Linked DNA regions of Mus musculus: region 1 is linked to region 2. Evidence: chromatin loops called from intact Hi-C (ENCODE). Cell type or tissue: left cerebral cortex. All regions are shown on one strand. Links, peaks and the distances in the headings refer to the core of each region. The heading gives the core; the rest is flanking DNA. Region 1 overlaps Htt (huntingtin). Region 2 holds the start of Nop14 (NOP14 nucleolar protein).

Region 1 (15,556 bases), core at 4,501-12,500, 240 kb after region 2:
GCACATAGCTGAGCTGGCTAGATGGTCCTGCCACTGGAACAGCGTGGGGTATACCTCAGGGCTTCCTTTGTGCATGGTGCTTATCTACATATCGAATGGCAAAACTCAGCCTCTCACAGTTGATAGAAATGAGCAGTGGGGTTGTCCTTGAGACTGAATTTCATTAGTGTTTGCCTCTTTTCCAACACACTTGATGTTTGTGGGTAGCAGCATTTCCTACAAGGAATGTGGCTGTGTACAGGCAGCCTGAGGGGTGTAACAAGCAGGTGATGGGCTGGCCTTGGGGGAGTGGGGGGCAGGGCAGAGTGCTGGGAGTCAAGCTTGGCATTGAAGGTTCTAGGCACAAGGGTGGGAGCCTCTGTGAAAGGGCACAGGCTCTGGACAAATCAGAGTAGTAAAGGGGGGGGAGGGCAGTTGAGAGACAAGGGACACTGGACGCTGGGGGTCTCTTGTCCTCCTCATGCCATCTCCATCCACCTGGCACGCTTTTTATCTTCTCAGGTATGGAAACTCGGGTGGTCACCCAAGCCTGGAGGGGATTTTGGCACAGTGTTTCCTGAGATCCCTGTAGAGTTCCTCCAGGAGAAGGAGATCCTCAAGGAGTTCATCTACCGCATCAACACCCTAGGTATCCCACCACAGTCCTCTTCAGTCCCCATGTGCCACCTCCGAGACCTGAAGCCTCAGGGTAGGGCCATCGCACTCGGCAACTGAAAAGGTTCTGGGGTGGTAATGATGCAGTACAAATAGAATTATGGTGAAAAGTAGACCTAGGTGTAGATGGATGAGTATAGTGTGGGGGTTGCATACCAGGCTTCTTTGTAACTGTCAGAGGAAGCCAGTTCTGTCTTCACATTGTCTATTCAAACTAAGCCATATAGGTGGGTTGGGGATGTGCTTCACTGTAGTGTTTGTCTAGCACGAGGAAGCCCAGGCGTCAGTCTCCAGAGCCGCAACAACAGACTAAGTAGTGGAAGTCATGTCCTCATGTCTTCCTGCTTGCCACTTTGACATTGTGTTCTCACTCGAATCATTTTTCTTATATGCAGAATGAGCAGCTTGGGAAAACATGGCAAGCTAGGTGTCACAGGGACAGAGTGATAGAATGAGGGAAGGTAGATTTGGCCAGACAGCCCTGCTCATCCCTTTGCTGACAGGGTAGGATCTTCAGTGCTGTGGTCCATAGAATGGAGACTGGGTCTATTTTTTATGTTTGCTACGGATGTGAACATGAAAAATACACTTAGTGTCTCAGTAAGCAGTAGCATGAGTAGTTTTCCTGTCAGGACTCTTCTGCTTTCTGAAGCACAGTCTAAATTGCTGCTGCTGCTGCTGCTGCTTATCATTATTATTATTATACCTCCTCCTCCCTCTCTTCCTCCTCCTCCCTCTCCTCTTCCTCCTTCTTTGATTCCTTCTTTTTTGCCCATTTTCTGGATGAGGGTGTGTCTTTTGTTTTTGTTTGTTTTTTGTTTTTTGGGTTTTTTTGTTTTTCAAGACAGGGTTCTCTGTGTAGCCCTGGCTGTCCTGGAACTCACTCTGTAGACCAGGCTGGCCTTGAACTCAGAAATCCACTTTCCTCTGCCTCCCAAGTGCTGGGATTAAAGGCGTGCGCCACCACCACCTGCCTGAGGATGTGTCTTAATCACTGTTCTGTGAAGAGACACCATGACCAAGGCAACTCTTATGAAGGAAAACATTTAGTTGGTGGCTTACTTATAGTTTCAGAAAGTTAATTCATTATCATCATGGCGAAAGCAGACAGTCATGGTGCCGGAGCAGTAGCTGAGAGCTTTACATCCTAATCCACAGGCAGCAGGCAGAGAGAGGGAGATAGAGATAGAGAGACAGGGCCTGGTGTGGGCTTTTCAAACCTCAAGGCCCAGTCACAGTGACAAACCTCCTCCAGCAAGGCCATACCTCCTAATCCTTCACAAATAGTATATCACCTAGTTACCAAGGATGTAAATGTATGAGCCTATGGACACCAATCTGACTTGGTTTTGTGGTTATAGTCCTCATAGCCTTTCCCTTCTGGGGTATTTCCTAAGAGTCTGGTCACCAGACCCACTGCCTGGTCCAAGTTAGGCCCTAGGGATTCTTCAAGTTTTCTTATTCGGATCTCAGCAACCTACCTCTACTTCATCACTGTGCGCAGTAACTCCTGAGAAGGAATCCGGCACCTCCCATGAAGGACATTTTACTTCCAATCTTAGTTGCTTTTCTGTCGCTATGATAAACACCATGACCAAAAGCAACTTGAGGAAGAAAAGGTTTATTTCTCTTTATAGCTTATAAGTATATCACTGAAGGAAGCCAGGGCAGGAACACAGGACAGGAACCTAGAGGCAGAAACAGGAGCAGAGGCCATAGAGGAGCGCCACTTACCAGCTTGCTCACCAAGGCTTGCTCAGCCCGCTTTCTCAAAGCACTCAGGACTGTCACCCCAGAGGTGGTTCTACCAATATAGGCTGGGCCCTACCACATTGATCACTAATTAAGAAAACTCCCTTCAAACTTACTTATAGGCCAATATTTGGGGGTAGCTTTTCAACTGAGAGTTCCTCTTCCTAGATGATTCTAGCTTGTGTCAAGTTGACATAACTAGCCAGCACATTGCCTTTGCTCCTGCCCACTTATGCCTTCCCTGGGCAGTTATCAGTTGGGTCTGTCTCCTGGTGTCAGTATTCACTTGAATCTGAGTTATACCCCATGTTCCAGGAGGTCCTAGCACTTGATGCTCTACTTTTCTGCTCCTCTTTACTGCATTCTGGCCTTACAAGGAGTGCTGTAGATATTTTTGGGTCTTGGTGGGAACATCAAGTGCAGCTATTTATTGAACTTTCTCTGATTGGCCTCCTAGACTGCTAGAGTGGTCCTAGCCTGATACCATGCTTTTTTTTTTTTTTTTTTTTTAAAGTCTGTCTCCGGGGTGGCTTTCACTGTTTGCATTTACTTACTTTGTGGAGGCAGGACCCACGTGAACATCTCATAGTGCAGCATGCACATGGAGGGCAGAGGACAGCTGACAGGAATTGGTTCCCTCCTCCTTCCATGTGGTCCCTGAATTGAGAATTGGACTCAGATTGTCAGGCATCTCGCTGGCAGTCTGTTTAATCTCACTGGTTTTATAGAGACAGAATTATTATCTCTATGGTTCTGTGGTCTGCTCTGAGGTCTCACTTAAGGTGAGACTTTTAAAATGCTTCGTGGGCAGGACTAGCCTAGGTGATTAATGCCTTTGTAGACAGCCTGTCACTGTCCTATACAGTGGGGGATTGAAGGGCAATCTGGCCTGTGCCTCTTGGCCTTGATAGCATAACTGGTCTCCATGTGCTGCTATATCCTTTATGATAGATGGAGAGAATGGCAGCCCTCATGCTGTAGGATTGCTCTGAAGGTGGTGTCCTAGGAGCAGCACTGATGGGATTACATCGTCAGTGTCTCCTCATGGGTTTGGCGAGTCAGGAAACTAATGTAATGATTGATTCCCAGGGTGGACCAATCGTACCCAGTTCGAAGAAACTTGGGCCACCCTCCTTGGTGTCCTGGTGACTCAGCCCCTGGTGATGGAACAGGAAGAGAGCCCACCAGAGGTGAGACTTCCATAACTAGGGGGTGGCTAACTGGAATCCTATAGCTGTGAAAGCTGGTGACTCTGTGTTTTGAAACAGAAAAACAGGCTGATCATGTACCAACTGATGGTGCAGAGTAAAGACAAATGCCCTGAGAGGCTTGGAGACTGAGGCTTCCAGTAGCTAGGTTGTGTCTTTCACTACATACATTCCACTCTGATGATCAATGAACTGGTTCTTCAGTACTGTTATGTTTTACTTACTTACCATGATCTGAAAGAATGTCATTGAGCTAAAACAAAAAAGACAATGAATCTAGGCCATGCACATGTACTTGTTTGGTTGGGTTTTATTGCTGTTGTTGTTTGTTTGTTTGTTTTAACTAACTTATAGGTTTTGCTTTGTTAGCTTAATTGCTTTGTTAGTATTAATATGACATGAATAACCGCCATATATTTGTAAAATGAAGGAGGTTCTGAATGTTAAAGTACTGGGATATAAGCCCTTGATTCTAAGAAATATGTAGTAAACTGTGGAAATGACAGAGAAGAAGGTAAATCTATATAGATCACAGGCCATCAGTATTATCTTCAAACTCATCTGTAACTGCCAGGCTGCCATAGGCAGTGTTCTAAAATGATGATAGAATTTAAGAACAATTTTCTCCAAGGTAAATTTCTATTTGGAGTTCTATGCCAAACATTTGGATACTCCAAGTCTCAGGTATGTAGGTAGGTATAACCAGTGCTGAGCAAACTTGGACTTAAGACCCTGGCTGTGGGAAGCCATAGCTCTTAAGTGATCTGATATTCCTGTATGAGGCCATGTGGCCTATGGGCACTGTGTGAATTAGAGGCAGGATGAGTAGTTGGTATCTTCTTATCATGTTGTCAATGTGTGGACTGTTTCTCTAGGAAGACACAGAAAGAACCCAGATCCATGTCCTGGCTGTGCAGGCCATCACCTCTCTAGTGCTCAGTGCAATGACCGTGCCTGTGGCTGGCAATCCAGCTGTAAGCTGCTTGGAGCAACAGCCCCGGAACAAGCCACTGAAGGCTCTCGATACCAGGTTTGCCTGCGTTCTTATGTGGGCCAGTGCAGAGGATGGTGAGGTAGCCCACTTCCCCTAGCCCTCTCCTTTGTAATAAGAATTGATGTAACAATTAATTCTTACTGGTTCTTTCAGTACTGTTAATTTTTTCGTCTGTGGCCTTGCCCTGAGATACAGATACAAAAGGGATTTTTGTCAATGGTGACAACTGAGAATTTAGTCTGATATGTTATGGACTTCACTGGGTGTTCTGGCTCAGACTTGTGGGTCAAGAATGAGCACCTACTGAAGGGTTTGTTTTTTGTTAAACCAGCTGCTTCAGGCAAGTGAAAGATAATTCCTGGTGGCTTTCACTTCTCTGATGTTTGAAGGAAGCAAACATGTTTTTTCCTTGGTTCTGAATTTTAGATTTGGAAGAAAGCTGAGCATGATCAGAGGGATTGTAGAACAAGAAATCCAAGAGATGGTTTCCCAGAGAGAGAATACTGCCACTCACCATTCTCACCAGGCGTGGGATCCTGTCCCTTCTCTGTTACCAGCTACTACAGGTACAGGAAGAAGCTAGAACAATAGTGTGGCTTAACAAGGAGGCTTTGTGCTGAGTGTATTGCCCCCATTCACAAGTCTCATGCTTCGTCTAGACCACCATGAGCATCAGGGTGTATCACCTCACTTAAATGAAAAGCACTTTCTTTCCATTGTGTATGTTAATTGTACAAAGTTTTGTATTTCATAAGGACATTTTCATACAAGCACATAATGTATATTGAATGAGCCACCCCCAAAACCTCCTTACCATTCCCTTTGCCCATCTTCCCTTCCCTTTGCTGTCCCCACTATGTTATTGTTGTACAAACTGCTTCCATCTCATAATTACTAAATTGTTTTAGGAATTGTTTGTTGTTGTAAATTTAAGTACCTTGAAGACTTTATTTGGGAAAGTTTGTGTATGGAAATGCAATGTGTCATTTATCCCAAAACGGTTTTGGCAGCTTTGAAGTAAACAGAGCACTGAGACTTTAAATACTCATGGGACTTAGACCGTGAGGAGCTTCTTTCTGTGCAGGTAGCATGGGTGAGAAATGGCATACTTGCTCTGGAACGTCTTGAGAGAGGTGTGGATAGATGGCATGGCAGCTCAGAGTACAGCTGTGGGGAGGACAGTAGAGTACCTTGGGGGAGGGTGGGCAGTGTGAGATCCAATGGAGTTAACTTGAGGCAGCCATCGAAGAAGAGATAGTCTAGTTTGCCCACTGGGCCTGACAGCTCAACAGGCTGCAAACGGACAGTATTCCAAGACCTACAGCCTCTGCATAGCTGGAGTATCCTGCCTGTGGGGAGCAGTCTCATTGGGCAAATATCTGTCCAGGCAGGAGCAGGGTCTCATGCAGTGCTGTGCTGATGTTTGGCAGGTGCTCTTATCAGCCATGACAAGCTGCTGCTGCAGATCAACCCAGAGCGGGAGCCAGGCAACATGAGCTACAAGCTGGGCCAGGTAGGTCAGTTTTACCAATCCACACCCTTCTATAAGGACTGTAGGCTGGAATTATAACCACTTTGAGCTTGAGCCACATACCACATTCAGAGAAAAGTTTTTATGTACTTTATTCTAGATTTTAATATATTTTACATATAAGCATACAGATGTTTATAAAACTTGTGAGACAGGAGAGAAACAAGAAGCATGAAAGGTCAGGGAGGAGAGAATGGAGTCAGCTGAGTGCTGTCAGGCAGATGCACTACTGAAAGTTTCCTGGCTGCTAGCTGAGAGGGTAGCTAAGTATCCAGCTCAGCAGGCAGCTGGCAGTTGGACAGTTCACTTCATTCAGAACAGTAGGGATAGCTGACAGCTACTGACTGTAGGGTCAGGGAGATGTGGTACCTGCTGCCTTTCTAGACAAACTCTTCTGTGCCTTCCTACCTTTACAGAGAAACTTCCACCCTAAGATAAGTCACAGTGATGGTTAGAATGTGATGTGCTTTTGATGCAGTGTTTCTGAAGATGAGGTGATGAGTAAGATGCCTGGGGCTCCTGGGCACATGATCATATTCTAGGTTCCATGTCCCTGTTGTCACATTGTCCCTTATGGCTGTGTTGAACTCATCTGTCTGTTTCCTTCAGTACTTGAGGCCAGCTCCAATGTCTGCAACCTGAATGTAGTAGGACTGTGTGGGGCCAAAGTATAGATTTAGCCCTGCCTTGCCTGGGATACCTGCCAGCTATTAAAAAAAACTGCCGGGCTGCGCTGCCACTCCATTTTGGGGAAAGAGATGGTAGAAGGGGCTGGGCATGGAGAACACTGGCACCTGGAGTCACAGCTCACAGCTTGTCTTCACTGAAGCTGAGATCTGAGATCATAAGGAAAAATGCAGGAGGATTTGTAGAGGAGCAATCAAAACGGAAGTCACTGTTCATCCTGAGAATGCAAAGACCACTTCATCTGCAACTACATTTAGGAGCTTGGGGCTCTTGGCTGCTCCTTATACCTTCCTAAAACAAACGCATCTCCTTCTGCATCCTTGGAGAAATTTCTGTAACCAAGCAGCCCAGAAAATCAGGTTTTATAATTGGAAAACACAAATGAGTGGGACCAGGTGTATAAAATCCATGTATGGGCATTCTCTCCAGGGTGTGGTCAGCTGTCACTTAGAAGCACTTAGTGTCACTCTTTGGTGTTGCTTTTACTTCATACCCTCTCCAGACACTCATTCAGGCTTTGAACCTGAGGTCAGACATTGGAGCTGGCCTCAAGTACTGAAGGAAACAGACAGATGAGTTCAACACAGCCATAAGGGACAATGTGACAACAGGGACATGGAACCTAGAATATGATCATGTGCCCAGGAGCCCCAGGCATCTTACTCATCACCTGCCAACAGTTTAGAACATTTACCTTACTACCCAGGGGTTCCACTGATAGTAACATTTGGGTCTGAGTGAATCATTACTGTGGCCATATGTGCTCAGACCAGGAAGACCTGATTGTACCTACCCAAGAAGAACCTGAGGCCTTTACCTATGTCCTTATCTCTGGTGCCTGCTTCTATGACAGGTGTCCATACACTCCGTGTGGCTGGGAAATAACATCACACCCCTGAGAGAGGAGGAATGGGATGAGGAAGAAGAGGAAGAAAGTGATGTCCCTGCACCAACGTCACCACCTGTGTCTCCAGTCAATTCCAGGTTTACTGGCTCTTTTTTTTTTTTTTTTTTTTTTAATAAGAAATTTGAGATTTCTTCTCAGTCACTTATTTGGGGTCCTCTTGAGGCTAACCTCTCATTTCTGTATGGGGAAAATATCCATGTTTCACACTCTGCAGAAAACACCGTGCCGGGGTTGATATTCACTCCTGTTCGCAGTTTCTGCTTGAATTGTACAGCCGATGGATCCTGCCATCCAGTGCAGCCAGAAGGACCCCCGTCATCCTGATCAGTGAAGTGGTTCGATCTGTAAGTTTGCTTTCCCCTCACCCAGAGGCATCTGTACACCATACACACACACTTGAACGTGTGCATACACACACACACAATCATGCACAGGCACATATGCACACACGTGTACTAAATACAAGCGACAGACACATTACACAAACTTCACCTATATGCACCAGATACCATATACATAAATACACACATGTGCCATGCATTCACCAAATAGATACACAGACACATACACACACAAATATATACAAATAAACAAGCACACACAGATACGCACACATAGACACATACACACCTCATCTCTAATGTCTCAGAACCTGTAAAGGACTCCTGCAGGCCTCCCAGGTATGGAGGGACAGAATGTGTGAAGTTGGTGGCGAGACAGATATTTTTTTTTCAGATCCAGATCAGGTAAATACTCTGAAATGTAACAGCAGTGAGTGGTGTGCCTTCCAGAGACCCAGCGTGTCTCTCTCTTCCAGAGTAGTAACAAACAACTGTGTGCCTTATCCTTCTAAGCCAATACTCTCCAAGAAGCACTGGTTCAGAAGAGCAGTGTCAGAGAAGGAGTAGTCTCATTATACTTCACTACTCCACACTTCCCGACAGTCCCAAACAAAGGGTCGTCAGTGACATCTTTCAATATCGTCAGGGCTGGATCGAAAGGCTCTAAGACACTGACTTGGTCTGAAAGTGATAGAGGGAGCTGGAGAGAGTGGTAGTTAAGAGGACAACAGCTGCTTTTCTGAAGGACCCGGATCTGTTCCCAGAACTTACACAGGGGCTCACATTTTAGGCTGCCTTTCTAACATCCCTCCAGGTGTAATTCTTGTTCTGATTCTCCATGTCTCCAGCTTCTTGTAGTGTCAGACTTATTCACCGAACGTACCCAGTTTGAAATGATGTATCTGACGCTGACAGAACTACGGAGAGTGCACCCTTCAGAAGATGAGATCCTCATTCAGTACCTGGTGCCTGCCACCTGTAAGGCAGCTGCTGTCCTTGGAATGGTGAGTGAGGGTAGTGCAGAGGCCGCCCCCATTGAAGCTGCTTGGGACTGCACTGCTTTGGGACCTTGTATTGGTCACATGTGCTACATGCATCTGCATAGTTCAGAGTCCTGTCCCAAGCCAAGCTCCCTGGCACATGTGGACCATGGCTCTGGTCAGCTAAAAGACTTCGGTGCCTTTTGGTGCTGTTCCCACAGAGACTGGGATGTGGTGAGCATGGCTGGAGTACTTGTCTCCCTTGGCTCACTGTATGCTGTTACAGTGAGCACCTCTCCAGAATACAGAATGCAGAAGGTATGGTAGCACTAGGACAGCACAGAGTGAAACTGGGTCACACTTCTGCCAGTCTGTCACTTGGCAGCCCCACTCCATTTCTCTGGTGGGGTCTAGCTCCCACTGTACTGCTCAGCCTACACAGGCTTCCCTGGTGAGCTTGTTGTCATAGTAACCTTTCACTTCTACTTTGAGAAATGTAGATCTTGATCCTTAACATCATGATTTTCTTGGTCTAGTTGTGTTGCTGTCACAAAACACCTTAGACAGGGTAAATAAACAACAGATAGGAACTGCTTATAATTCTCGAGACTGGGAAGCCCCAAATCAAGGTGCTCTGGGACGCCTGGTGTGCACCTCCTGGCTTCTCCAGCTCATCGGCATTTCCCATTATTTTGCTGCCGAGTTATCAGCATTTAGCTAGTACTACTTGGTTGTCTTTCATATGTACATATTTTTAGGTGCTTCTCAGAACATGGTTCAGACATACACGTGAAAGTAATCGCCTATGGGTTCTGCCTCTTGTTGGAGCATATTGGAGGGCATCAACACTCAGGAAAGGGGACAGACCTTAGACTGTTGATATTGGCTCTTTTGTCCTGTCACTTACTATTAAATTATTATTGTGTTTTTAAATTATGTTAAAATGTTATCATTAAATGTTGAAAATTATCATGTTTTTAATCTCTGTTTCCTGGGATCCAATTTTGTGACAACATAAGAAACTGTTTAGGGATTGGAAAGATGGCTCAGTGGTTAAGAGCACTTGGTTCTCTTACAGAATATCTGGGTTCATTCTTAGCACTCACATTGTCAGCTCATAACCGGCACCCTCTTCTGGCTTCTACAAGTACACATGCATATTTACCATGTGGACACATACATGTATACCACATATAAAAATAAGAGTAATTTTAATAAGGAAACTTCTTTGTTCATAGACACGTGAGTGGCTGCTATGTGTGATGTAGTTAGGACTGCTGGCAGGAGTAGTGTGGAAGAGCCTGCTGGGGACCATTCCCCATGGGTCATATGTGCCATGCCCTCTCTTGTTAGTAAGACAGTGCTATTATCACTGTGGCCACAATTATCTGATGGCATCTTTTACATACCTGTGTAACCCTGTGCAGTCTCACAGAGCAGCAGTACACATAGATCATGGCACAGCATGACTCCCACCTCTCCTTACTGCTCTGCTAGAGGATCTGTTGTCACTGAACCTAGGGGCTAGAACAGGTATACAGCATGGGTGGCCATAGCACCATCCAGAGAACAGGAACAATGAGCACTTAGTCCCCCTATGTGAGCACACTCTTCAAAGCAGGCGTCCTCTGGGTGCTGTCAGGACTGACCGTGTGCTTGTGGGAGGTCCATTTTCCTTCTTGGGGTGGCTTCAGTGGCTTAACTTTCCTTGTAACTGTGGTTTTGTGCTCAAGCCCAAGTTCCTCAGGCAAAATGTAAATCAAATGCATCAGGCAAATAAAGAATGGTCATTTTTAAGAAACGACCCCAAGGCAGAATGGCAAATGGCTCCAGTTCCCAGCTCTGTGTATACAAGCAGCTTGCTTGAAGGCAGTGTCTTCTGAGAGGCTTCCAGCCTGTTTTGTGCTGCTACAAGCTGTGCTGCATTGCTTTTCCAGGGGAAAGGGACGCTCACCTCAGATGCGCTACTGATGATCCAAGCCCAGCTTGTGAATCACTGTATTAACTGGCTTTCCTCATAGGAACTTGAGTGAAGGCTTATTTATTGGAGCTGAGGGACCCCAAAACAGCTGCATACTAAAAAATTCTACCACGGCATGGGTGATAATACTCCCAAAGCTACATAAATAGAGTCATAGTCTCCTCCTTCACTTAACCTTTCCCAAGACCAGGTGCAGTGGGGGCAGGATGGTGTGCAGCATCTGATAAGGGAACACTAGAATCCTGTGCTTGGGAGAGAGAGTCTGGTAGGAATACAGGTAATCCCAGCTCCTCTGATTTCTAGATGGCATAACCATGTCATGTCCAGAGGACAGTGTTTCACAGTATGTGTCAGATTGTCACTTTTCTTTGCCCGTCATTAGATCTGCAGCCTTCAACAACGTATCCTGATGTTATGCTTGCAGGAGTGTGGCCAGAGCCCTAGGTTGTACTGTCCTTAGGAAGGACTCACAGCTCAATGGGGATAGCCTGGGAAGGGGGATGAGAAGGAAGTAACTGGCAAAGACTGTTAACCCTCTTTAGCCTGACACCATCAGATACAGACTCCCCTGGAGGGCTAGATGACCAGAAGGCCTCTTACATCATGAGATCAAATGAGTCCTTAGCCAGCCTTTCCTGGGGGTGGGGCAGTCAGACAATGAAATGCTGCCCTTGGATTGCAGAACACAACAGCAGTCTTCAGTGCTGAAGGAGTCATGTTTCAAGGTGTGTACTCCCACATTTAGAAAACCTAGTGGAAGTGATACCATGTCAGTCAAGGTTAGCACAAATTAATGTCAGGAGCTTCACAACTACCAACAGAGGATCCAGACCAAGGTTTATTATAGTGAAGAGACATGAGGCAAAAATCAGCTGAAGGAGAAGGTTCCTGGGTAAAGCCTAGAAAACCAGTGTGAATACTATTCCTGAATAGTCATACAGATCACAAATCATCCAGTAGGTAGACAAGGAGCAGACAACATATATGAGCTGTTGCTACAGGGGCCAGCAGAACTCAGAATCCAGGGTTGTTAGAAGTAGCAGGTTACAGGAACACCCGCTGCCCAGCACATACCACAGCTCCAAAAGAGAAAGTAAGTGTGGTCACAAATCACATTTTCTTCATAAGGTAAACCCTCTCTCAACTTGAAGTGTTTAGATAGGGTTGGCACTGTACACCAACATCTCCTGGATGAATTTCAATCATTTTGTGGACTCTGCTATGTGCGCAACTATTGCTAGGCTCTTTCAACCTCAGGGAAGCAGGCTGTTGGCAATCAGCCATCAGTCTGCCTCCAACAGCTCATGTCTGTGCTTGTATCCAGGACAAAACTGTGGCAGAGCCAGTCAGCCGCCTACTGGAGAGCACACTGAGGAGCAGCCACCTGCCCAGCCAGATCGGAGCCCTGCACGGCATCCTCTATGTGTTGGAGTGTGACCTCTTGGATGACACTGCAAAGCAGCTCATTCCAGTTGTTAGTGACTATCTGCTGTCCAACCTCAAAGGAATAGCCCAGTGAGTGGGGCTGGTTGGGTGGGCTACAGGCTTTGGTGTGGTCTTAACAAAAACAGAAAAAAGAAAAAAGAAAATAAAAGTCTCTAATTCGATTTTCAAAGTATATGCCAGAACAGACATGGTAACAAATGCTTATGATCCAGCATTTAAGAAACGAAGGCAGGCCAGGTGGTGGTGGCGCACACCTTTGATCCCAGCACTCGGGAGGCAGAGGCAGGCAGATTTCTGAGTTTGAGGCCAGCCTGGTCTACAAAGTGAGTTCCAGTACAGCCAGCAGAGCTATACAGAAAAACCCTGTCTCGAAAAACCAAAAAGAAAGAAAGAAAGAAAGAAAGAAAGAAAGAAAGAAAGAAAGAAAGAAAGAAAGAAAGAAAGAAAGAAGGAAGGAAAGGAAGGAAAGGAAGGAAAGGAAGGAAAGGAAGGAAAGGAAGGAAAGGAAGGAAGGAAGGAAGGAAGGAAGGAAGGAAGGAAGGAAGGAAGGAAGGAAGGAAGGAAAGGCAGGAAAATTGACATAAGCTTGAAACCAGCCAGGGCTACAGATGAGATCCTGTCCCAAAAAGAGTAACAGAGTGTATGCCAGGTCCTGGTAAGTAGCAGACAGGAAACCCAGGGAAATAGTAGTTATGAGACACAGGACACAAATCTACATCAGATGGTTTCTTGGATTTTTCTAGCAAGATGCTCTCCACTGGCACTTAGCACACTGCTGTGTGGATAGCAGCCTTATCCCGTGCTGCCAGACTCAGCCTCCTCTTCAGTTTATGATCAGCACCTTGTTTCCTGTGAGGCCCTTTTCCCTGCTCTGATCTCCCACCTCCCCCTAAAGACAGCTCACATGCAGCTGTACCTGGATATGTTGCTGGTCCTTTTGAAAATACGTTGGGTCCATCACAGCTCTATCTTAGAAGCAGAAGGAGGTGTTATGGTGTGATGGAGCATAGCTAGGCACTCAGAGGCACGAGCTAGGGATGCAACGGGTCTTGGAGGAAAAGTCCAGGTGTTCTGTGACGGGATTGTAGATTGAGAGGTGGAGAGTAAATTTGGAGATGGTAAAGTCTTAGGCTGACAGACAGCTACTGGGAGGAGGTGGCATTCTGACAGATGATCAGAAGTGCATTTTGGGGGCCCAACAGGCAGTGGCAAGTTGAACTGGAACAGAGATAGTGGCTTGTAGCCAGCCTTCCTTGTAGTCCTTGGCTGAATAGTAACCTACTATGTACAGGGTGGGCAAGCAGCCACCCATTGCCCCTGTGATCACACATCCTGGCCTGGAGCAGATTTGGGTAGGTTCTGTGAAATCATAATCTGTGCTAAGGAATGAAGAGGACACAGAGGACTGAAGACAGGTAGGAGGAGCTTACAAGTCCAAATCAGATAATCACATAGACCTTGCTCAATGCTTTGGGCAGAGGGTCCTGTACAAAACAGTGGCCAGTTCCTAGGAGTGGCAGTGTCATTTGAACAGATCTGAAAGGGGGTAGAAGAGATAGAGTGTGGCTCCTTTGTTTATGGTGCCATTGGTCTAACTCATATTCCAGCCAGGCCCCTGCTGCTGCCATTGGGCAAAGAGGCACCAACTGGAGATCCCATGAGTTAGAGTGTTACAAGTTAGCAAATGCATGGAGCAAACAGACACCCTGAAGAACCCTGACTAAGAACATAAAGAATGTTCAGGGAGAGTGAAGTGGTCTATGGACAGGTACAGAATTGGAGATGGCATGCTAAGCTAAGGCCATGCAGCTCTGGAGTGTAATCCCTAGGCCATCCAGGTGAAAAGGCCTGGAGAAGCTGACATGACCCCAGAGCTCTGTACTCAATAGATGTGGGTGGATAATGCTTTAAAACTGTCCCCTCTGCAGACAGGCAGGGGCTGCTGTATGTGACTGGGTATGATTATGTGTCTCCCATTCTTAGCTGCGTGAACATTCACAGCCAGCAGCATGTGCTGGTAATGTGTGCCACTGCTTTCTACCTGATGGAAAACTACCCTCTGGATGTGGGACCAGAATTTTCAGCATCTGTGATACAGGTGAGAGGGCTCTATTGAACATAGGCAGGTTACCATATTAACTGTACCAGTGGGTCATTGTGCTTTTGGGGAAGATAAGAATAAGCCTTTCTTCTTGTCTAGATGTGTGGAGTAATGCTGTCTGGAAGTGAGGAGTCCACCCCCTCCATCATTTACCACTGTGCCCTCCGGGGTCTGGAGCGGCTCCTGCTGTCTGAGCAGCTATCTCGGCTAGACACAGAGTCCTTGGTCAAGCTAAGTGTGGACAGAGTGAATGTACAAAGCCCACACAGGGCCATGGCAGCCCTAGGCCTGATGCTCACCTGCATGTACACAGGTGAGTGAGTTGTAAGGGTCATAGACTCACCCAAAGACTCAAGCCAGGCCTCATGGTGTGGCAGTCTTAGTGTGGCCCTAAGACATCCTGGTCACCTTTCCAGAAATTTAGGGCTCAAGGCAAGAGAGTAGCTCACATGATATCACCAAGTATTGATATCAGAGCTGCCTCTGGCCACTGCATCCCTGAGAGTTGGAAGAAAGTTGGGCTGGGTCCTGCCTTGCTAGGGACTGTAATCACCTGTTTTTGAAGGATCTCTGCCTATCTGGTAAAGTCCTGTTTGAGCCACTGAGTGCAGATTTCAAAACTCTTGGGCTTCTGTTCTGTATAGCCTACTTAGTGTTTTTGTTTCAGGAAAGGAAAAAGCCAGTCCAGGCAGAGCTTCTGACCCCAGCCCTGCTACACCTGACAGCGAGTCTGTGATTGTAGCTATGGAGCGAGTGTCTGTTCTCTTTGATAGGTAAGACATGCAGCAAATCTCTACCTCTAACCTCAGTAGTCATTGACTGCCCTAGAGCCACAGCCAGAGCAGTTCTTCTGTGTGTATTTGTTCATTCTCTTGAACTCTAAAATGTATCTTTGCAGCCATTTTTCCAGTGCATGCATATTCACAGAGCACCACCTGCAAACCAGACTCAGAGACAACTGGACCCATGCAGGT
Region 2 (15,556 bases), core at 3,607-11,606:
AGCGGTTGTTTGTGGGAGGCTGGTACAAAGAAAGGCCTCATATACTGTGTATTTTACTTCATATGATCACCTCACGAATGAAAAGACACTTATGTCTGTACCAATGTGAAATGTAAACACAGCACAATTCAGCCCGCCTTCCAAGATAGAGCAGAAAAGCTTAGAAAGGACAAGCCTGCTGCACTCAGGCCTTGAGAGGGAGCTGAGCCTCTTGGGTGTCAGGCTGGGCCAAGCACTCAGTTACAAGTCACCCGTACCTCCAGCTTCTTGAGCCTCTCTTGCTCCTCCTTTGCTAGTTCCTCTTCTGTTTTCATCCTGTTAGAGGGCTGAGCCTTCATTTCAAAGCCAAGCTCACGAACCATCATGTCATATTCATCGGGCTAAGGGGAAAATAAGATGTTTTTCAGAATTGTTTACAAAAAGTAAAGACCATTCCATTAGTGACTGGACGTCGTATATAAAGAACGGGACAAACCAGGCCTAAGTCTTTTCTTCTGCATAGACAACTGTTCCTGGGGCTAGTGAATGGCTCAACAATTGCAAGTGTTTGCTGTTCTTGCAGAGGACCAGCGTCCCTGGCCCCTGTCCTATGTCCACAGATTCACATCCAGAAGATGCTGCCACCCCTGGCCTGCACAATTACTCACAAGCATATCAATCCCCCACCTAAATAAACAAATAAATCGATGCTGTTGTAATTAGCTCTAAAAACTGAAAAGCAGGTAGACATGTGGGTTAAATGGACATTTCTGCTCATAAAAATTATTTTATAGACTCATATATAACTTATGTGTTATATATAATATATACATATTTATGTTATATTATTTTTGAGCCAGGGTTTCTGTGTGTAGTTCTGGCTGCCCTGGAACTCGATCTGTAGAGCAGACTGGCCTCAAATTGTGGTGGCATACATCTTAAACCCAGCACTTGGGAGGCAAAAACTATTCTTAAAACATATCACCTACTGGGCATAGCAGCATGCCTGGGATCCCAGCATGTGGGAGATGGTAGCAGGAGGCCAAGGTCACTCTTGGTGAAACCTATCTCAAAAAAAAAAAAAAAAAAAAAGCAAGCCAAACCCCACCCAAACTAACAAATGTACTGGTGTAACAAAGATAAACACCACTCATCTGAGTACTAAGCTTAAAACACAGGAACCTACACGAGTCCCAGCAATGCTATGGCTGACTCAGAGAGACACACACACGGCCACGCCGTGATATAATCTAGTAAAATCCTATTTCCTCAGTAGAATCTTGCTACTAAACAAATGTACCATTTTTCAACAGATCTGGAGATTGTAAAAAGCGTCACTGTCAGAGGAAGAGAAAGCAAGCATTAAACAGACCACACATGAATGTCAGGACCGTACGGAAGTTTAGCTTTCCCTTGTTTCTGCCCTACAGTACTTCTCACCTGAGAAACACTGTAATTCACTTAAGGTAGAGAAAAAGGTAACTTTTGGTCACTTCTACCCTGTAACAAACATGAGATAAGCTAACTGAAAGTTGGGCACAGCACCACAGCCCTTTATTCTTGGCAGGAGAAAGAAGTAGGCAGACTTCTGTGAAACTGAGGCAGGCCTGGTCTACACAGAGTTCTAGGCCAGCCAAGGCTACATGGAGAAACTCTGTCTCAAATCAAATCAAATCGAATCAAGACAAAACAAAACAAAGAGGAAGCATTTGTAAGGTCAGCAAAATGGCTCCATGGACCCGAGTTGGCACACACACTGAAAGCCCCCTGAGCAGTTAAGAGCCAAAGATGTTACAGTGTCGAAGTCAACAGATAATAAGCTCACTGTCACTGTAACCTCTTGTGAGGCGAAGGGTGCTGCCCACCTGGGGTTTTTCCTTTTTCTCTTTGTCTTCTGACTTCTTAGGTTTTCGTGACATGAGAATCTGTATTTCTTTCCAGTCTTGGTCCAGCTTCTCTGTGAGCTCAAGGGCATCTTCTCGCTGAGCCTGTCTTTCCCTCTGGGAAGAAAATCCAGCAAATACAAAATCACACACCATCATTATTAGACTTTCACGAGCGGCCTGGAATCAAGGCCAAGGACACACACAATGACCCACCTCATATGAAACGCGTCGACATGAACTAAAGGACCAGAAGCAAGTGTAAGTCTGAGTCAAACAGAAATAGCTTCCTGCTACTACACATCCAAATTCTGAGTAGTACACTGCTAGTTTAATAAGACATACTGTTTCCCAAACACTAAAGCCAACATCAACATCAGAGGTGTAAGCTTAATGGAGATCTAGAATATTCCTTTTCAAAATGAATGGTCCTATATTAAGTTCAGATAGAAATGAAATACAGCTGAGAAATGTCCATGGGAAGGAAGTCTGCCCCATTTTGGTGCTGTGCACATCAGAATGGTAAGCAGCCCACCTTCTCTTGCTTTGACTTTGCAATGAGCTCCTCAATCAGTTCCTTCCGTGTCTTTGGCTTGTCTCCATCCTCGCCCTCCTTCTGAGAGCTGTTCTTGTGGACCCCACCACCAAAGTGGGAAGCAGTCAGTTCAGCTGGAAACAGACAGAAGAAGATACTGTGAAACCTGAGCTCTAACTCTGCAGCCACCTTTGGGTAGAACTCTGTCAACGCTTCTCCAAGGGCAGTTTTAAAAACCTTTTTATACGTGATATGAGTGTGGGCACTGTGTGTCATGGCAATCAAGTAGATGTCAGGGGACAACTGTGGAGTGTCAGTCCTCTCACTCTACCTTTATGTGGGTTTTGGGGAATCAAACTCAGGTTCTCAGGCCACGGCAAAAGCAGCCCTGGCCCCATCAGTTTCTCTGACTTGATTACATCATGTCTTTATTGCCTCCAATGTTAAGACAAAGCTCAACTTCACGCCCACCCCCCTTTTTTCTACTTTTGGTCTCACAGTAAAGCTTCCAGCGTCGTCTGCTTCATTTTTATCTCCCTGTCTTCTGGCATTTCCCTGGCTCCCCTGCGAGGTCTCACTAACCTACAAGCCAGCTCCTAGCCTTCTCCATCCCCCACTCTCTGCAGAAAGGGCTCTACTTGGCCTCCAGCCAACATGCCCAGGACATCCTCAACAGATTCTCTCTCTGCCTTCTCCGACTCTTCGGGCTTCAGCTCTTCTCTTTCTGTTCTGATGACGTTTGTATGGGGACCCGCGGACACTGGGTGTCTTGCTCTACTGTATTTCCTCCTATAGCCTAGGTACAGGCTCTCTCATTGAACCTGAACTCAAGCCCTACCAGCCCCAGGGATCCTCCTGCCTCTGTCCCCACAGCACCATGCTGAGATTTTTCCGTGTTGATGTTTTTAAAAAATTGTAATTATTAGTGTGTGTGTGACTGGAGTGGGGAGCAGGATTACATGTCACAGCACACATGTGGAGGTCAGAGGAGAACTCTGTGGAGTTGTCTGATCTCCTGTTACCAGGCTTGAGGCGCATGCCCAGTGTTCTCACTGAGCGGTCCTGCTGGCCCCACAGCTGGCCTTTCCTTATATGAGTGCTAGGGATGACCAGGCTTGCACTCACACTCACTGGCTTGCACTCACACTCACTGAGTACCTCCCCAACCCGTGCCATTTTTCCTGCATGTTCCTGCTTATTTGGTGGCCTCTGGTTCCTATCTCTCCAGCTGACCTTGGATGTCTCTCCACAGACTCCTCTAAATCTACGTAAAAGTTTTCCTCATTTCAGCAAATGGCAATCCAATCTTCTCTGTGGATTAGGCCAACACATTCACAGTCACCCCATTCCCCGTTCTCCCTCATTCAAATCTAATTACTAGTAAATCCTGTTAGGACGTCCCATCAGACAATGGAATGTCCTGACATAAATGTCTCAGTGGTCCCCCTTGCCCACATGGCTCTGCTGTGGACTTACCGTGAGCCACCAGCCTTCTAGCAGTTCCCACTCCAGACCCTCCACATTTACTGTTTCTCCCACGGGAAGCCTCCTGGCTCCTAAGCTGATAGTATTTGTTCAAACGCCTTCTCAGTGAGCCTGGCAGTGTCTACCTGATGGCATTCTCAGCCCTTTCCTAGGACATATCGCCCACTGCATATCTCACAGACAAGAGAATTTAGTGATCTAACTGTTTACCATCTGAGTCTGACATCTGACATCAACTGCCAAGGTTAAGTATTTGGTATTTTGTTCTCTCACATTTCTCCAGAACTAAGACTAACTGTCACATAAACTATTAACGAATGAATGAATGACTCCTGAATCTCCTGGTAAATTTGGTTTATTTGATATAGTGGTATATTAGTTAAGTAAGGTTAACATTCACTCTGCTTCGTGTTGTTACCTACAGGCACAGGCTAAATACCAGTTCCTGCACAAAGCCGATCTAACAGTCCAACACGAATGCCATAGCTACATCTACTAGGGCAGAATTTATGAACGTTTAGGGAGCTAGGCAATGCAGAAGAGCTCTTGCTAAGTCAATGAGGTGGGTTTTTGCGCAGCTCTAACTCTGTGCTTAGAGATAAAACTGGCTATTGTGGTAGGAATGAACAGTGCTTTATCAGTCCCAAAAGGCATTGGTCACACATACCAACCTACAGCTGAGACAAACATACAAAACAAAGAACAAAAGCAAAAACCCTGACCTATGCAGTTCATCAAGAGGTTAAAATATCATTTCCAGGAGAAAGTCCAACAAGAAACACACTGTCCCTTGCTCCAAGCTACCAGGCTTCTGACTTACCTGACAATGCCCCCCGGTCTTCAGTATCACTGTCACTGTCCACAATGTCATTATGCTTTTCAATGTCAGCCAAGGACTGGCCATAATGAGTCAATTCTTCATCTTCATTTAGGTTGTAGATGTTCTTTTTCTCATGATATCGCTTGACAAAAAGGGTTAACGTCAGTTACTTAAAATTATTGTGTTTATTTCCTAGAAAATTAGTTATTTTCCACTATATGAGAGATATGACCGTACATGATCAGTATGAAAATTATTCTGGATCATTTGAAAGATGATTGAAATACATGCAGAACTTGTTGAGAAAATTTTTTTTTAATTAGGTATTTTCCTCGTTTACATTTTCAATGCTATCCCAAAGGTCCCCCATACCCACCCCCCCCAATCCCCTACCCACCCACTCCCCCTTTTTGGCCCTGGAGTTCCCCTGTACTGGGGCATATAAAGTTTGCAAGTCCAATGGGCCTCTCTTTGCAGTGATGGCCGACTAGGCCATCTTTTGATACATATGCAGCTAGAGACAAGAGCTCCGGGGTACTGGTTAGTTCATATTGTTGTTCCACCTATAGGGTTGCAGTTCCCTTTAGCTCCTTGGGTACTTTCTCTAGCTCCTGCATTGGGGGCCGTGTGACCCATCCAATAGCTGACTGTGATCATCCACTTCTGTGTTTGCTAGGCCCCGGCATAGTCTCACAAGAGAGAGCTATATCTGGGTCCTTTCAGCAAAATCTTGCTAGTGTATGCAATGATGTCAGCATTTGGAAGCTGATTATGGGATGGAGAAAATTCTTATCTAAGTCAACTCGGCTAAGCTAAGCTCCTACTCAGTCTCCCCCTTGGCAATGGTTCCCTACTCACTCCTCCAACCAACAAAGCTGAAGGCAGGACCTCAGCCGACTCTGACACGTTACTATTTGCTATTTGCTCTCGTAAAGGTATTTATCTACTAGTAACTCTTCGACTCTTCAAAGTACCTTCCCCTTTGTCTTCGCAGATGGGACACACCCCTTGAGACATATCCCCTGTACATGGCAGGCAAACCACTCAGAGGTGAACAAGGAGAAGCACCCTTCACCATGGCGGGCCTTGTGTAAAGTTTAGAGCAAAGACGTCCCTGCCATTCTTTTTCCATACCTGTTGCTCCAGAGCAAATCTCTTCATCATCTTTTCCTCTGGGCTTATGTTGCTATTATACTCCCCAAAGCGTTTGTCTGCGAACACATTGGACTTGTTCCTTTCTTTGTACTCCTTTAGTAAAGTTTGGGTTCTCTGGAAAACACATCACACATCAATGATTCTCACATAAAATCTCTATAATCTTCACTGAGGTGGCCACCAGAAGGGGTTGTAAAGTTGAGAAGAATACAGTTTGCCACTTTATTTAATGCTAATAACCAGTACATGTGGCAGGTATACTGCATGAAACTCAAGGCTTAATTAGAAACAGCTGATGTGGTTCTGTTAGATGCCACATTATTCTATTTTCAAATGTCCTCTCTGCCATCCTTGGCCTATAGTTTATACTGGTGAATTATTAGACAGTCATTTGTATTTTTTATAATGCATGCATTGAACCACATACAGGACATACACAGGACAGTGTCAGCTCCTTGCAGTATGGATATTTTACCCAATTCAAAAGAAATTTCCTGCTGGGCAGTGGTGGCGCACACCTTTGATCCCAGCACTTGGGAGGCAGAGGCAGGCGGATTTCTGAGTTCCAAGTCAGCCTGGTCTACAGAGTGAGTTCCCAAGACAGCCAGGGCTACACAGAGAAACACTGTCTCGAAAGAGCAAAAAGAAAAAGAAATTTCCTTACAAAGTTACAATGCGATTCCCTTTAAGGACAGACCCAGATGTGATCAAATACCATAGTGGTGAGGTTATTATTTATTTATTTATTATTTATAATATAAATGTATTAAAAATAAAATTTAAATTAAATTTAAAATAAAATTAGTAATTAAGTTTTTTTAAAAAAGAAATTTCCTTCAATCTAAAGATCTCATGTAAACTGGATCCTTTGTAACAAAGTACAGATTTGTAGCTGTGAAGGGCAAAGGCTAGGTCTTACTTATCCCCTTTACAAACATTACCAATAAGTCTAACCTATTAATTTTCTCAAAGTAACCATGAATTGCCTTTTACTTACTCATTTCTTTTATTTATTTTTTGAGACTCAACTGGAAGTTTTGAGTCTCACCATAAAGCCCTTAAACTCAGAGATCCACCTGTCTCCGATTCCCCAGAGATTAAAGCCACAGCACAAACGGCACTCACAAACTTTTATTTTTTAAAGTCAAACGAACGTCAGCAGTTACATAGAGAATGCCATTTGTTGAACTGGTTTTGAAAGGAAGGTACAATATACTCTTGAGATGGGGCCATAAGAACAAGGATGGAAGCTATGAGGTTATCCCCAAAAGGTACTATTCCAGTGACTTCCCAAGGGACAAGCTCATGAAATTCAGAGGAAGGACAATTTCCAAACATTCAAAGAGCATACTCTGTAAACCCTATCCACGGGACGAATACTGTCATGGTCAAAGCATACAGAGCAGTGGTACAGGGCAGCTCAGAGCTCAGAAGAGATTGACTCTTAGGCCCTAAAAGCTCCAAGAAGAGTCAAGAAGAATGTATACCTGGAAGATCCCAAGGAGGAAGGGTTTCCAGAGGAAGCGCATTCGATATCAAGCAAAGGAGAGGCAGTGTTATGCCTCAGTCCTGATCGTTTTGCTGGCTAGTTTAAGGCAAACTTGACACAAAGTATAGTCATCAGAAAGAAGGGAATTTCAATTGGAAAAAAATACTTTCATAAGACCGGGCTGCAAGCAAGCCCAAAGAGCATTTTACTAATTAGTGATTGACCGCGGAGGGCCCACCTATGTGCTAGCAGCGGTCCTAGGTTCTTTAAGAAAGCAGGCTAAGCAAGCTATAGAGAGCAAGCCAGTAAGCAGCACCCCTCATGACTTCTACATCAGCTCCTGCCTCTAATTTCCTCAATGATGGAAATATATAAGTGTAAGCCAAATAAATCTTTTTCTCCCCAAATGGCTTTCACTAGCCACTGGGCATAGTACGCAGAACCTGGGTAGAGCCTATCCCCTCACCTTCCTGATGGCACGAGCGCGGGACACCCCGGGCAGGCCCACATCGTGGCGCGTCTTCCTGCCAAGGATCTGGAACTTCTGCCGGTTGACTTTCACTTCAAATGGGTTTGGGTTAGTTTTCGCCGGGCCTCCGGACGCCCCTGCGGGCGCTTTGTGGACCTGCCTCCGCGCCCCAGTCCGCTTGGCTTTCCCCATGACATTCACTCCGCCACACTTTGGACGACAGTGCGTACAGACCAAGCAGTTCAAGAAACTCGTGCATAGGATGCTGATGTAAAACCACGCCCAGCTTCGTCTCGCGATGAGTGCGTCAGCTTCCCGTATTTCGCGAGAAGTACACAAGTCCTGGATGACACTAAACAGGCACTACAGTTTACTGGATTAAAGACTACAACTCCCAGGAGGCCACACTTCCTCGACTTCCTGGCGCTGGGCCTTATGGGATCTGTAGTGTCCCGAGAGCCGCCACAGTATCCTCAGACGCCGCCCCGAGGGGAGCTCTCGGGCTCCCTCTGGAGGAAAACCGTTAGCCGGGGCCCAGCTGTCTTGCGAGTTAACTGGCGGCTGCGGCTGCCGCTGCTGGAGCTGTCGCCGTCGCCGCTGGAGACCGCTCTCGAGTTTGTAAGCTCCTCGGTAGGGTAGGGCGCGGCGAAGGTTGAGTGCTGCCCAGGACCCGGCGCTGAGGAGAGAGTTACGCGCCCTGGGCCTGGGCGATGATGCTGAGAGGAGCTCGAGCTACCGCGCGCCGGCGCCGATAGCGGAAGCCCCTTGCCGGGACAGCAACAGAGCTGGAACCCGTAGCGAGCCTACCCGTGTCCCATCTCCGCGGCGACCGCGACGGCGACAGCGACGGCGACGACGGCAGCGCTCCTGTTGGCAGTTGTGGCGACCCCGGAGGAGGCGGAGGAAGAAGCGACAGAGACGGTCGCTGTCGCGGAGGGCCACCGTCCAGAAGCCGCGTTCCTCAAAGGACAAGGGATGCCCCGAGGCTTCTGCCGCGGGTTTAGGATCTCCTTCCCCGCAGCCTTCCCCGTCTCCATTGCCTCGACTCCGAAAAGTTCGACGTCGGAAACCGCGGCAGCGACGGCGCAGGACAGCGATCATGGAACTCGAGAACTTCGTGGCCAACAATCTGTTGCTGAAGGCCCGTCTAGGTGGGTGCACCCCGGGCTCCCCGTCTCCCCGAAGGTAGCGCCTCCTAGGAACTTTAACCTTGGAGAGAATCCTGATTCCTTGGTACCTTATTGTCTAATAAGGGAGTTTTGATTCTACTGGAACCAATTCTGGATTGGAGCTGCAGCTTAGCGGGTGTCAGTCAGTGATCCTGGGCTAACTTTTGTTGTTTTGAAACAGTAGCGCTAGCCTAACAGGCACAAGGGGCTGATTGAGTTCCATCTCACTCTCAGCGCTGCTAATCTGAAAGACAGAGTATGGAAAGTTATGCATTGCACACTTTCTAGGATTACCCAGGCAAAGGTTCCATGGGAAGTAGACGCTATTAAGAAGCTTCAGTGTGTTCACCTCACAGAATGTGAAGTATATTCTTTGAGAAAAACCAGTGAGTAACAGATGTTTTTGATTTTTCTTTTTGTTCCTTTTAAAAATTGATTTTAGCCGGGCAGTGGTGGCGCATGGTGGCACACGCCTTTAATCCCAGCACTCGGGAGGCAGAGGCAGGTGGATTTCTGAGTTGGAATCCAGCCTGGTCTACAAAGTGAGTTCCAGGACAACCAGGGCGACACAGAGAAACATTGTCTCGAAAAACCAACCAACCAACCAAACAAACAAAAAACCCCACAAGTCCATTTACGTTCCAAGTGATTTTCAGGAAGAAGAATCTTAATTGGACAATATAACTATTTTCAATATGGGAAGCCCTAACAAGAAACATTGTCAGAAATTTCTTATAGTGAGTGGTGTCCAGAATTGAATACCAAACTAAGGGCTTTGAAACCCCTGTGAGCAAGGAGCAGAGAGAGGAGGCTTGAAGCAGGAAGATCCTCTGTGCAATGGCAGTCTAGGCTCCATAGTCTGCGAACTATGGAGTAGACTATGAGTTCTACTATAGTAGAACTATGGAGACTAGAGCTATCATCAAAGAAACAAACAAATGAAAGAAAAGACATTACTCTGTCAGTATTTTTGAATTAATACTATTATTCAAAATAATACTGTTTTGAGGGGCTGGCAAGATGGCTCAGTGGTTAAGAGTGCTGACTGCTCAACCATCCGTAATGAGATCTGACGCCCTCTTCTGGTGTGCCTGAAGACAGTTACAGTGTACTTAACGTAGAATAATAAATAAATCAATAAATCTTCTGGCCAGATCGAGGGGGTTCAATTTCCAACAACCACATGATGGCTCACAACCATCTGTACACCTAGTGTACTCATATACATAAAATAAATATTTTTTTTAAATCCCCTTCAAGGACTAATTGGAATTTGGAGTGAGAAACAACATGAACAGTCGAATGTTCTACTGAAAGAGAAGCAAGTGCATACTTCTGAGTCTTTCCTAACTGCCTTAAGAGAAAACCAAGACCTGGTTCTCTTCCCACTCATTCTTACTTTTTCTATTCAAAACAGTATTTTTTTAAAGTTTTTATTTATTATATGTAAGTACACTGTAGCTGTCCACAGATACTCCAAAAGAGGGCATTAGATTTCGTTACGGATGGTTGTGAGCCACCATGTGGTTGCTGGGATTTGAATTCGGGACCTTCGGTAGAGCAGTGAGTGCTCTTAACTGCTGAGCCACCTCTCCATTCCCTTGAAGGGATTTCTTTTTTTTTTTTTAAGATTTATTTATTTTTATTATATGTAAGTACACTGTAGCTGTCTTCAGACACTCCAGAAGAGGGAGTCAGATCTCATTACGAGTGGTTGTGAGCCACCATGTGGTTGCTGGGATTTGAACTCCGGACCTTCGGAAGAGCAGTCGGGTGCTCTTACCCACTGAGCCATCTCACCAGCCCCTTGAATGGATTTCTTAATGGAAATAAAATCTAATCAATTTTAGGTTTTTCTCTTCTTTCTACCTTCATATCTGGTTACAGTGTCTGAGAACAGGGAATATTGCATTAGGTTTTATTATAATGATGTAGATAATTTTAAACCCCACAAAAACCTGGGTTCAATCACCAGGATTCATGCAAAAAGCCAGGGCATGGTGTTTATAATCTCAGCCGTGGGAAACAAAGACAAATGGGTAACACGCACACGCGCGTGTGAGAAGTCAAAGAACAAATTCGAGGGCTTGGTTCTCAGCCCTTCACTGACTGATCTTAGCTTGAGTGGCAGGGATAGAAATTAAAAACTAGAAGTTGGGTGTATCAGAGGTAGAACATTTGACTAACCTGTGTAAGGCTCTGATTAAATCCCCAGCACCATAGAGAAACGGGGATGCGGGGAGAGACAAGCAAAGCCTGCTATCTAAACTTGTTCCCTCACTTGTTTAGGAAATAGATTGAGGTATTTCAGAGATGTGGGAAACACATGCCCTATAAAAGGAGGCAAGGAATGCTGAGCCCTATTCATGGGCTTGGCATCTAGCTAGATGAGTAAGCCTATTTAAATTCCACAGTAGCAATCTTTCTGGAAGCCAGAGGCCTGAGATCCCAGAGAAGGTTACCTGTCCATGAACACCAGAACAAGCAGTGGACTTACACTCAGTGGCAACTTTGTCCTCCTTGGGCATACCTATGAAAGTCAGACCAATGCTATCTATGCTGGATGATGGCTCTAGTCTGTGTGGTGGGGCCTTTGGACATTAGGAATGTGGCTGCTGCTAAAACACTGGCAAGTGTGCTTATTAAATGTTTATTTATTTTTTAAGGCTGAATTTGTGAGGGAAAGTAATGAGTGTTTTTAACATGTTAACATAAGGTGCTCTGGGCAGTGGGCTGTTGAATTCAGAGCTTCTAGTCTCAAGGTTTACAGTAGAGTATGTGAGGAGCACAAGATGACTAAAAGCCCTTGGGCCTATACCAGCCTCGTCTGTTGGAGCAGAGCTACATTTGATATATCTCACAGTTTTTCAAGCCACTGCATTGCAGACAGTTCACCAGAGCTCAAGGAAATGTAGACTTCTTCCTCCCAGTTTTCTGAGTCTTAGTTGACAGTTAAAGCTATGTTACGACGCTATTGGGTGACAGTAGAATTTTGTCTTGCAATGTTTGAGATTAAAGATTTAATTTCTCTGACTTAAGGAAAGTTTTAGTTTTAACAGATCCTTTAAAAACATTGCAGGTTAGCTCTTTTCCCCCTTTTGCTTTCATCATGAGTGCCTGTGTCTGACTTAGGGTTACTAGTGCTGAGATGAGACATTATGACCAAAGCAACTTGGAGAGGAAAGGATTTATTTCAGTTTACACTTCCAGGCAATCTATCACTGAGAGAAGTCAGTGGAGGAACTCAAACAGGGCAGGAAACTGACATAGAATCTGATGCAGAGCCATGAGGAGTGCTGTGTACTGGTTCCTTGTGGCCTACTCAGTCTGCTTCCTTTTATGAGGGGAGGAAAGAGGGGCTTCGGGGTAGGGTTTCTTTATGTAGCCTTAGCTATTCTGAAATTTACTCTGTAGATCAGGCTGGCCTTGAACTCAGAGCTTCACCTGCTTCTGAGTACTGGGATTAAAGGCTTTTGAGCCACTGCCTGGCACAACAAAATCACTGTTAAGCAACCATTTTTCTTTTCTTCATTCCCAAGATCTCACATTAATAAAGATATCACAATATGAAACATTTTACAAACTTAAAATGTCCTACAACCTTTAAAAGTTCAAACATGGAGCTGGAGAGATGGCTCAGTGGTTAAGAGCACCGACTGCTCTTCCTAAGGTCCTGAGTTCAAATCCCAGCAACCACATGGTGGCTCACAACCATCCGTAATGAGATTTGACGCCCTCTTCTGGTGCATCTGAAGACAGCTACAGTGTACTTAGATATAATAATAATAATAAATAAATCGTTAAAAAAAAGTTCAAACAAAAAAATATTTAGTCTCTTAAACTTCTAAAGACTTTTAAAATATAATGTCTATCAGTTGTGGGCTCCTATAAAATAAAAAATAAGTTAAATACTTTACTTCAAAAGGGAAGAACCAGGGCATGACAGAATAAATCAAAGCAAAACCAAATTTTAACTGCATAGGCAATTCCAAGTGTAGTGTGTGGGATCCACTCATGATTTCCTGGGCTTCTCCAAAGGGTTTGGATAAGTTTCTGGCCTTGTGCTCTGCAGACTGTCTTTGGGGTTCTGGCTGGCTCTACTCTGCTGCTGCTGGTGTTCTTGCTGGCCATCCCATGGAATCTCCAAAAGTGCTGGGGGCTCTTGCTGCAACTGGGCTGCACTTCCACCAATAGCCTCTCTTGGGCCTTCTTCAAGGATTCCAGCCCTGCCACACTAAGCCTCACCCGTTCTCTGTGGCCACTCCACACCATCAAAACCAGTACTACCCAGGTGAGCCTTACACTACCAAGTTCAGCTGCCACTTCTGGAACACAGCTTGTCTGTGCTGACCCTGGTGAAACACTTCTCATAAGACCTCACCTCAGTGGTACTGTTCTCTTAATTATAGCTGATTCTTTAGCCCCAGCTGACCAACATCCACTGTCCCAGCAAAGCAAAGGTTTTACGTTAGTGATTCGGGTCTCTTGTTAATTACAGTGATTCTTCAGCTTCAGCTGACCCAGCCACCATAGATTCTTCACATGGTCTGCTAGAATCTTTACTTTATAAATTTCCCTCCAAAACTTGATAAGCCGGGCCTCCATAGTCTTTACTCCTCTTAACATTCTTATCTTTCAAGCTCCTGTAGAACAGCTCATGGGGGTGGGGGTGGGGGGCTGGAGAGATGGCTCAGTGGTGAAGCACACTGATTGCTCTCCCAGAGGTCCTGAGTTCAATTCCCAGCAACCACATGGTGGCTCACAACCATCTGTAATGGGATCTGATGCCTTCTTCTGGTGTGTCTGAAGACAGCTACAGTGTACTCATATACATAAAATAAATGAATCTTAAAAAAAAAAAAAAAAAGAACAGCTCATGGAACTCTTTAACACTCAATGGCATTTCTAGCCCAAAGTCCCAAGTTCCTTCCCCAATCCTCACCAAAACAGGTGAGGTCAGGTCGTCACAGCGATACCACACTATCCTAGTATCAACTTCTGTTCTAGTTAGGATTACTATTGCTATGATGAAACACCATGACCAGGGGTGGCCCCACCCACAATGGGTAGGCCCTCCTCCATCAATTACTAATTAAGAAAATGTCCTACAGGCTTGCCTACAGGTTGACCTTATGGAGGCATTTTTTAAATTGAAGTTCCTTTCTCTCAGATGACTACAGTTTGTGTCAAACACTAACCAGCATAGCCCTCTTCCCCAGTCTTCTAGGGGTTCTTACCCCATGTTCTTCAAGTCTGTGTGCATGTGATCCTCCTTATAGGGAGGTTTCCTTAAATACTACCTAGTCACAATGGCATCTGCCACCATTTCCCTTCAATTTTATTTCATACTGTTAACCATAATATTATCTAATTACTTCTATTGTGTGGCTTATAATATTCTCTCCCTTGCTTAGGATATGGGAGTGGGGGTGCTGAAAAGATAGCTCAGCAGTTAAGAACTTTTGTTTCTCTTGCAAGAGAACATAGATTTGGTTCCTAGCATCCAGTTTTATGGAATGATGGAAGGCTCATAACCTTCCATAATTCCAGTTCCAGAAGATCTGACACCCTCTTCTGACCTCCATGGATTCCAGGCATGCACATGGTGCACTTACATAAATGCAGGCAAAAAATGATACATATACAATAAAATTTTAAAAAAATTTAAAAAGAATATAGAGGGTGGGCTTTATTTTTGTCGTTGGAGATGAAACACGGGCATCCACACGTGTGTGCTCTCACCACTGAATTCTACTTCCACCCCAGACTCTACTTTCTTAAGAGATTAAAAAAATATTGTGTGTATATCCCTACTTCCCCTTGCCTTTGTGTGAGTGTCTGTGTGAGTGTGTGTGTGTGTGCGTGTGTGTGTATGTGTGTTTGTGTGTGGTGTCTGTAGAGGCCAGAAGATAATGGATCTCCTGGAGTTGAAGTTACAGGTGTGAGCTACCAATGTTGGTGCTGGAAGTAAAGTTTAGGTCCTCTACATGAGAAGTATGCATCTTTAACTGCTGACCTCTCTTTCCCCCAGCTCATTATTTTGTTTTGTTTTTTAATTGGCCATTGCATTCCCAGTGCTTTTAAAGTGTTTGAAACATGGTAGGTATATAAATGTATTTTAATAATTTTAATAATGCTGAACCAATGTTTATAAGTAGCAGGGTATACTGTGTCATGTTGGATCTAGTTTACAAATATGGAAATGGAGACTGTGGAATTTTATACTTCACTAAGCTCATATCTATTTGAGAATTTTTTTCAAATCCATGACCACTTTTTATTAATTGTTGTTATACACATATATGCATATGCATAAATATTCCTGAATACATAGAACAACCTAGAACTTGTATCAATTTTCATTTATTTTTTTCTTAAATTTTTTTTATTATTTAAATGCATTTTGTACATCAAACATATAATATTGAGTATTTTGAGAATCAAATAATGCATAAAAATTTGTTCAATTTTTATATTCATATCCTTTTATACCCTAAAAATATCATTAATGAATATTTAATACTATTCAAAACTGAGGATCCCATATCTAATGTTGAATACTAAATTGTTTC

Evidence for each region. A loop is a pair of places that touch in the nucleus more often than their neighbours do. Peaks named below come from ENCODE experiments on the same cell type or tissue, not always from the same donor. Only the 100,000 strongest peaks of a DNase experiment are listed, where the experiment ranks them.
Region 1: it touches region 2 in a loop (2.4-fold over the local background); 1 of 42 quality-filtered maps calls a loop at or near these places.

What each region holds. Positions count from the first base shown.
Region 1 is chr5:34,890,850-34,906,405 of GRCm38, forward strand. Htt (huntingtin) reads left to right here. Exons shown (of 67, transcript NM_010414.3): 53 at 502-628; 54 at 3,496-3,596; 55 at 4,490-4,644; 56 at 5,035-5,174; 57 at 6,039-6,121; 58 at 7,680-7,810; 59 at 7,948-8,077; 60 at 8,923-9,078; 61 at 12,360-12,550; 62 at 14,465-14,579; 63 at 14,682-14,895; 64 at 15,250-15,355. Among named protein-coding and RNA genes, the nearest start is that of Msantd1, 17 kb to the right of the region's middle. In left cerebral cortex, for the core only: a CTCF peak has its summit at 12,394; DNase peaks (open chromatin) are centred at 9,425 and 12,326.
Region 2 is chr5:34,652,039-34,667,594 of GRCm38, forward strand. Nop14 (NOP14 nucleolar protein) reads right to left here and starts at 8,110. Exons shown (of 18, transcript NM_029278.2): 1 at 7,813-8,110; 2 at 5,837-5,971; 3 at 4,703-4,844; 4 at 2,398-2,531; 5 at 1,845-1,979; 6 at 258-380. The coding sequence starts at 8,007. Grk4 (G protein-coupled receptor kinase 4) reads left to right here and starts at 8,341. Exons shown (of 16, transcript NM_019497.2): 1 at 8,341-8,966. The coding sequence starts at 8,915. It overlaps Gm15522 (predicted gene 15522), which reads left to right. Exons shown (of 2, transcript NR_168516.1): 2 at 1-438. In left cerebral cortex, for the core only: CTCF peaks have their summits at 8,326 (motif pointing left) and 10,038 (motif pointing left); DNase peaks (open chromatin) are centred at 8,221 and 11,350; H3K4me3 peaks cover 2,255 bases; H3K27ac peaks cover 1,009 bases.